2 separate regions of the Mus musculus genome follow, and region 2 is linked to region 1. A link is a loop called in an ENCODE intact Hi-C map of the cell type or tissue named here. Cell type or tissue: gastrocnemius. All regions are shown on one strand.

Region 1 (4,000 bases):
TTCCTGGAAGCCCAGACTCTGGCTTGCCCTGTCTCTGTGGAAGAAGTTCGAACGCTATATGTATTCTTTCAACCTTTGGTACCCACAGTCCCTGTAGGTCTTCAGTAGAAGCCTGAAGGATGAGGGAGGCAGGAGCTGGCTCTACTCTGACGGGGTAGTATGGAGCCTGGACTCGTGTCTACCAGGGATAAACCAACAGATGGGCTCCGCTGGCTGGGCTGGCTCAGCTCACTTATGACTCTGGCCACTCCCCTTTCTGTTAATGTTCCCCCTGAGCACAAGGCTGTCACATGAGGGCCAGCAGAACACAACTGCCCACTGCTGAGGAAAGAATGCAAGCCCGGGCTCTTGCCTGTAGGACTCATGATGGATGTTGTGTGATCACTGTTGTGTGCCCATTGCAAGTGTTTTTAGAGCATCTGTGGATAGCATGGCAGTAGGCTGACCTGTTGTACTCTTTCTGCAGGTGTCTGTGACATGGCCCCTAATTTCCTTTCCCCATCTGAAGACCAGGCCTTGGGTCTTGCCCTTGGCAGAGAAGTTGCTTTGAATTGCACAGCTTGGGTGTTCTCTAGGCCCCAGTGTCCCCAGCCATCAGTGCAGTGGCTGAAAGATGGTCTGGCATTGGGCAATGGAAGCCACTTCAGCCTCCATGAGGACTTCTGGTAAGAAGGCATCCAGGATTAGAGTAACCACTGGGATACACCCATGGCCAGCCTTTCTGACCTACACCCTTAACTCTAACACCATGAGTGAAGGCGATGTATTACTTATGCAAATCTGACATGGCCAACTATCTCCATGACCACAGATAGAGGGTTGACTCTGGGTCTTTGTTTATTCATGTATCTTGTAGACTGTCTGGGCATAGAATTCTTAGTCTATAATGGTTCATTGACTAGCTAAGCCTGTAACCAAAGGATCCCCATGACGTAGGCCCAAATTCTGTCCACTTAGCCTAAATCTGCAATCTCTCCCTGGATGAATCTCAGACAGGTGGGACTTGGGCATCCCCCCAATGTTCTTGGTTCCCAGGTAAGGATTTGGCCTGGTTTTCCCAGGGTCAGCGCCAACTTCTCAGAGATTGTGTCCAGTGTCCTGGTGCTCAACTTGACCAATGCAGAGGACTATGGAACCTTCACCTGTTCTGTCTGGAATGTCAGCTCCCATTCCTTCACTCTTTGGCGAGCTGGTGAGGGAGTTCAAGGTGGTGGAGGGCAAGGGCTTCCTGTAGTCCTAACATTAAAGGAGTAGTGGTTCTCCCTGTCTGCAGGCCCTGCTGGCCATGTGGCTGCAGTACTGGCTTCCCTCCTGGTCCTGGTGGTTCTGCTGCTGGTGGCCCTGCTCTATGTTAAGTGTCGGCTGAACATGCTGCTTTGGTACCAAGACACTTACGGGGAGGTGGAGATGAACGGTATGTGGGTTTCTGCATGGATTAGGGCACAGGTTTCAGCCAAGGGCCTAGCTGCAAGCCGGGTTCAGTCCTAGGTGGAGGGAGTTGTAGCTGTAGAGGGATCTAGGTGTTCAGAGGCAGTGGAAAGGCAGTGTCTCAGAAGGGCACAGGACTGGGGTCAACCGAAGGAAGAGACATGTTCAGAGAAGTGCTGAACATGGACTAGAGGTGCCTCTTTAACTGGCCCTGCTGACTGGCTTTCTCTACAGATGGGAAGTTATACGATGCCTACGTGTCCTATAGCGACTGCCCAGAGGACCGCAAATTTGTAAATTTTATTCTGAAGCCTCAGTTGGAGCGGCGTCGGGGATACAAACTCTTCCTAGAGGACCGCGACCTCTTGCCTCGCGCGGGTACCGCCCAAGTCCTGCCTCCTGGTCCCTACTCTGTTCCCTGAGTCCCGCCCTTGTCACTGGCCCCGCCTCTCACCCGTCCTCCCACGCCCTTGCCTACAGAGCCCTCTGCCGACCTTTTGGTGAACCTGAGTCGCTGTCGGCGTCTCATCGTGGTTCTTTCAGATGCCTTCCTAAGCCGGCCCTGGTGTAGCCAGAGCTTCCGGTGCGTTGGGCTGTTGGCTTGGGATGGGGGACCAGGAGACCTATCCTGCCCCTCCTGACAGTCCGGTCTTTTCAGGGAGGGACTGTGCCGCCTACTGGAGCTCACCCGCAGACCTATCTTCATCACCTTTGAGGGCCAGAGGCGTGAGCCCATACACCCTGCTCTCCGGCTCCTGCGCCAGCACCGCCACCTCGTGACCCTGGTGCTTTGGAAGCCTGGCTCCGTGGTGCGAGGGCTGGGGGCGGGAGGGGAGTTGTGCCTGAGATGCTGGAGGGCTGGGGGACCTGCGAGTCAGCCAAGGGCAGTGCTATTTGGGCCTGGGTGGCTAGAGGCTTCCTGTTTATAGATCCCTATGTGTTTATACTTTCTGTCCAAACCTGGCCCCCAGACTCCTTCCTCTGATTTTTGGAAAGAGCTACAGCTAGCACTGCCACGGAAGGTGCAGTACAGGCCGGTGGAGGGAGACCCTCAAACCCGACTTCAGGATGACAAAGATCCCATGCTAATCGTGAGAGGACGTGCTGCCCAGGGCCGGGGCATGGAGTCAGAGCTGGATCCAGACCCTGAGGGAGACCTGGGTATGCTCACTGCAGATCAAGGGGTCAAACACAGCTCCAGCGTCCTGGAAAGGACTCAGGCTTGGAGGACTCTGGCATCGAGAGATCCTGTCTCCTAAGGAGGTTTGACCTCCACAGACAGTGGCCCTCAGTGCCTCTTTCTGAGGAGGTGTTTTGCTCCTAGGCTTCTGTAGGGGAACTTTCAGGGCCTCTAGTGTCTTTGTGGCTGATGGGTGAGCATACAGTAACCCCCTCTGGTCACAGATCCTAGTAGAAGACTGGCTGTCGATCTTGGAGCCTCAGGCCTTGTGGTATCCTGCAGGTGTCCGTGGACCTGTCTTTGGGGAGCCACCAACTCCACTGCAGGAAACCAGGATCTGCATAGGAGAGAGCCACGGCAGTGAAATGGATGTCTCTGACCTCGGCTCTCGAAACTACAGTGCACGGACAGACTTCTACTGCCTCGTGTCTGAGGATGATGTGTAGCCCATATCCCAGCAGCCCAGACCATGAGATCACGGTGGCAGCTTCCAGGGTAGAGGCAGCAGGCACTCCTTCCTAGGATCACAACCCTTGCCTCTATCCCTGGGCCCCTCAGGAAAGGAGTGTGGCCCCAGGGTGTCACAAAATAAAATCCTGTTGGTTCCTGCCCGGGCTTATTTCTGTCTGGGTGGTAGGTAACTGCTAGGCCTCTTATTGCCTCCATCATGAGACCCTGACTCTTCTCATCCTTACCAGCACCATGTTCCCCAGGCTGCTATCTGCTCAAACCTGCCTTCTATCCTCAGCTAGCCCTGGCATATCCCTTGCTCTAATAGCTCCCAGTGTCCCTCCTGGTTGGGAGTATGACTGTCTCTAGTCCTCTCTCATATGGGCAGATTTTTGAGTAAGAAGCCACTGTTAATAATTTTATGAGGAATTGTTCTGACTTCCTGTTTCTGAGTTTCCTGGAGTTCAAGCCTTGGGCAGCCAGGCTGATCCTCTGGCCAGGACACCTCCTAGCACCAGCTCTGGGTGGACACCTCCTAGCACCTCAGGGCACCTCCTAGCACCAGCTCTGGGTGGACAGAGTATTGGCTGTGTTTATGGCATGGATATTGCTTGGGAAGTCCCCAGCTCTGGTGTGTTTATGCCTCAGATAGCAGTAAGGTTGGCTATCCCTTTTAATTCCTTTCCCGTCCTGTCTGTGTCTTCCGCCTTGGGTGGCCTATGTGTAGGCCTGGAGGTGTGTCTTCTGGGACAGGTAGTCGTGTTTGGAGACAATGTACACTTCAGGATCTGTGGCCAGTCACGGAAACACACGGAGCTGGGGCTGTGTTCAAAACCACCTTTAATCCCAATGTTGCCGTCACAAAGCTGTCAGGCCGAGGGTGGCCCCGCCCTTGCCATTGTGACTAATCGCCACCCAGTACACCAGAGCAGCTCAAGCTCT
Region 2 (4,000 bases), 100 kb before region 1:
TCCCCGCGGCTCCAGGAAGCCCCGCCCAGCTTCGGCTTCTGACGGATGGGTTGCTCAGCCAACCACAACAGGTCGCGGTGCGGAGGAGTTCGACCAATCACGGGCCGCCTCGAGTTGACGGACGGGCGTGGGGCGGAGCGGGGCGGGGCGAGCGCGGGCCCGGCCAAGTCCCCGCCGTCCGCTCCCGGCGCCCGCAGCCCGAGCCGCACCCGCCGCGGACGGAGCTCATGCGCGGGCCCAGCCGGCGCCCGTCCGCGCCCCCGCCCTGCCCCGGCCCCGGCCCCGGCCCCGGGGGCAGTCGCGCCAGCAAGCGGTGAGTGCGGGCACGGGGTGGGGCGCGGGGCGCAGGTGATCGGTGCTTCCTTGCTCCTCTCGGCCCGGCAGCGTGCCTAGCGTCCGGCTGCCCGCCTCTGCGGCCGGACTCGCTCTGCCTGTGGCCGTCCTCCCAGCGAGGCGCCGCCCGGGCCTCCGGAGACTCTGCGCCCCGCGGCCATCACGCTCGGGCCTCGGGGCCACAAGGACACCCGCGTTGGGCCCCAACCAGGGCCTTCTGCTCCCAGCCATCCCTCGCGTTCCTGTAGTCACCTGCTTCCCACACCCTCAGCCGTTTTTCCCCCCCTCTGTGAAAGCTCCCTGGCCCCTTGTGGAAGGTTTGTCTTAGTGGAGGGCAGGGTCCTTCTCCAGCCACCCTCCCCCCGCTGCCGGGACCGCGCCTGGCATGCAGTAGGCGCTCAGTAAATAGTTGTAGGTTGCACCCACATGCCGGCGGGCCAGAGCCGGTTGTAGGCTGGCATTGGCCTGCCTGGGCACGCCGAGGCCGCCGTGGCAGGACCTGTTTTTTGGGGGGTGGCCTCAGCCCTCAGGCGCCTCCAGTTGAGGGTTTCTGCCTACCTAGCGACTTCTAATTTGGGTGCGTGGTTGGGAGAAGCTCTCAGCTGTCAGCCCTGCCTTGGGGGCCTCTCCCTGCTTCCTCACACAGCCATTAAGTGCTGTTTGAGGAGGTTGGGGGGTGGGGGTGGGGTCCTCCCTTTTCAAGCTGAAGGTGCCACAGGTGATCAACTGGGCCACTGGCAGGCCTGCCTGCTCAATGCTGGAGAGGGCCCTTGGGTCAGGCATCTATTAGCCGTCTCAAGTGGCAAGGGCCTTGGCTAAGTGTGCTTCTCATTGGCAGGTGGGGCAGGAGCTCCTGGATTGGCAGCCGCTGTAGAAGCTATGACAGAATACAAGCTTGTGGTGGTGGGCGCTGGAGGCGTGGGAAAGAGTGCCCTGACCATCCAGCTGATCCAGAACCACTTTGTGGACGAGTATGATCCCACTATAGAGGTGAGCTCTGCCTACCTGCCAGAGGTGGGCTGTGGCAGTGGTCATGGGTAAATGACCAAACAGCCCAGGTCTTGTAGGTGTTATGGGGTATGATCCATCAGGGTATGAGAGGTGCAAGGGTGTAGGCTGGTTCTGTGGATTCTCTGGTCTGAGGAGAGGTGAGACCCCACCCCCACCCCCCACCCCCACTAAGCCGTGTTGTTTTGCAGGACTCCTACCGGAAACAGGTGGTCATTGATGGGGAGACATGTCTACTGGACATCTTAGACACAGCAGGTCAAGAAGAGTATAGTGCCATGCGGGACCAGTACATGCGCACAGGGGAGGGCTTCCTCTGTGTATTTGCCATCAACAACACCAAGTCCTTCGAGGACATCCATCAGTACAGGTGAGCCACCTATGGCTAGCCCGTGAGCCCGTGGCACACGTGAGGAAGGTTCCGTGTGCACACTGAGGCTTTATGTCTTTTTTTGAATGTCCTGGACACAGTCATGCCTGCAGCCTGCTAGCTGGCTCATATCCACCCCATCCCCCTCCAGGGAGCAGATCAAGCGGGTGAAAGATTCAGATGATGTGCCAATGGTGCTGGTGGGCAACAAGTGTGACCTGGCTGCTCGCACTGTTGAGTCTCGGCAGGCCCAGGACCTTGCTCGCAGCTATGGCATCCCCTACATTGAAACATCAGCCAAGACCCGGCAGGTGAGCCTGTTTCCCTCTCCACAGCTAGTCAAGGATTTACCGCACCCCACCCCAGCCAGGGAGCAGAGCTCATTGCCGCTCTCCCTCAACACAGGGCAGCCGCTCTGGCTCCAGCTCCGGGACCCTCTGGGATCCCCCCTCCCCCGGGACCCATGTGACCCAGCGGCCCTCAAGCTGTAAGTCTCCCAGACCGCAGGGCTGTGAGGGAGGCAAGGGCCAGGGTCTGGGCTTATGCCCTGCAGTTCTGAGTTCACATAGCTCTAGGGCAGGATGGGGTCCCTGGAGAGAGCTGCCCTGAGCCAGGCCGGAGCGGCGACCCAGGGGCCTTAGTTCTTCTTGTCCCCAGTGTCCTGTGGATACTGGCTAGTTTTAAGCCCTTCAGTGTTGTTAGGCTGTTCAACTTGAGACGTACTGGGGGTCTGGGAGAGTCCTGAGTTAAGTGGCTCTGACTTTGAGTGATACTCAGGAGTGAACCCTATTTCAGGAGAGTGGCCTGTGCCTTTTGGATGGCCAGGGCCCAGCTCCCTATTTGTGTTGGTTTTGCAGCTGAGGAAGGGAGCCTCCAGCGTTGGGGTGTGACCTGATCTAGGCAGGGAGTTTCTTACCCAGACAGCACCCCTTTTCTCCCCAGAGTCCTCTCTGATCTAGTCCCTCTGTCCCCAGGGCGTGGAGGATGCCTTCTATACACTAGTCCGTGAGATTCGGCAGCATAAATTGCGGAAACTGAACCCACCCGATGAGAGTGGTCCTGGCTGCATGAGCTGCAAATGTGTGCTGTCCTGACACCAGGTGAGGCAGGGACCAGCGAGACGTCTGGGGCAGTGACCTCAGCTAGCCAGATGAACTTCATATCCACTCTGATGTCCTTGCTCCCCCAATTCTGCCAATCCCCCCCGCCTGCAGTCAGTCATGTCCTTTGTGCCCGTCCCGGCACAGGCTCAGGACATGGAGGTGCCGGATGCAGGGAGGAGGTGCCGACGGAAGGAAGGAAAGAGGCGGGAAGGAAGGAAACGGTGCTGGAGCCAGGCCAGTCCAGGGATGGTGGACAGATGTGACCAAGACCTTCGCATGGACAATTTGAACAGACTGTCATGAACTGTCCCTGTTGCCACTGGCACCCAAGTCCTCCACCCCTCTCAGTTCCCTCCGGGCGCCTGCCTGTGAGGGCACACGTTGCATCACAGTAAATTATTTGATGGTCTTGACTTGTCTCTGGCTGGAAGTAGGAGGTGCACTGCCTGTGGCCTCACAGAAGATGCTGGGCACCTGGGGTCCATCATCTGCCTTGCTCCTGTGCTAGAAGAGGCTGGGGAGGCTGGCCTGGGACCTCGGACTATACAGCCCTTCCCTTCTGCCTGTCCCAACTGTCTTGTGTTTGCTGCAGAAAGTTATAGGCAACACAAGGATAGTCAGGTGATATGACCTATTGTCCTTTAACTAATGGGAGGAGGAGGGCTCTGAGAGTAAGAGGGTATCCCTTGTCTCCAGCAGGAAACACATTTCCTGCATTCTGGGATCCATGAAATACAGCCTCAAGAGTGACAGAGTGTAAGATTTGCCCTGACCCAACATCCTGCAGCCCTCTGACCTGGGATGGAGATTCTAGGACTATGGAAATAGGGCCCTGATGTTATCTGTGTAGCCTCGGGTCCCACTGGTGCCTAGGGCCTGGCATCACAACTCCCTGAGAGGGTAGAAAGTGCCTCACTGGTTGCTCCCTCTTCTCTGAGGTGTACAGATGTTCTTCTCCAAGTCACCTGTATGGCCTTGAGAGGCACGTGCAGGTCAGATGGCTGCTCACTGCGTGCTTCCTTCTGGCTCTAGTCATGGCTACAGGAGGGTCCATCTGCTTATCCTGCTCCTCTTCCTGGCCACTGGGGCCCATGGTGGGTGCCCTTTATACTTTCCAGACTCGAGTGGAATTGGGTGAAGTCCCTCTGTTTAGGGCACTTGAAATGCAAGGAGCCTCCAATAGACA

What was found. Hi-C counts contacts between places; a loop is a spot of excess contacts. Peaks named below come from ENCODE experiments on the same cell type or tissue, not always from the same donor. Only the 100,000 strongest peaks of a DNase experiment are listed, where the experiment ranks them.
Region 2: a loop joins it to region 1, with 2.9 times the contacts of the local background. A loop is called at or near these places in 1 of 42 quality-filtered maps.

Annotation. Positions count from the first base shown.
Region 1 is chr7:141,090,392-141,094,391 of GRCm38, reverse strand. It overlaps Pkp3 (plakophilin 3), which reads right to left. Exons shown (of 13, transcript NM_019762.2): 13 at 3,882-4,000. It overlaps Sigirr (single immunoglobulin and toll-interleukin 1 receptor (TIR) domain), which reads left to right. Exons shown (of 10, transcript NM_001355055.1): 3 at 467-665; 4 at 1,062-1,192; 5 at 1,274-1,414; 6 at 1,663-1,806; 7 at 1,909-2,011; 8 at 2,087-2,237; 9 at 2,400-2,589; 10 at 2,891-3,217. The coding sequence ends at 3,054. Among named protein-coding and RNA genes, the nearest start is that of Sigirr, 8.2 kb to the left of the region's middle. In gastrocnemius, a CTCF peak has its summit at 1,922; a DNase peak (open chromatin) is centred at 1,885; H3K4me3 peaks cover 741 bases; H3K27ac peaks cover 728 bases.
Region 2 is chr7:141,190,153-141,194,152 of GRCm38, reverse strand. Hras (Harvey rat sarcoma virus oncogene) reads left to right here and starts at 149. Exons shown (of 5, transcript NM_001130443.1): 1 at 149-313; 2 at 1,172-1,323; 3 at 1,533-1,711; 4 at 1,863-2,022; 5 at 2,686-4,000. The coding sequence starts at 1,213. The coding sequence ends at 2,805. It overlaps Lrrc56 (leucine rich repeat containing 56), which reads right to left and starts at 23. Exons shown (of 13, transcript NM_001172064.1): 1 at 1-23. In gastrocnemius, no CTCF peak of the experiment used is centred here; DNase peaks (open chromatin) are centred at 74, 670, 1,884 and 2,118; H3K4me3 peaks cover 2,979 bases; H3K27ac peaks cover 2,310 bases.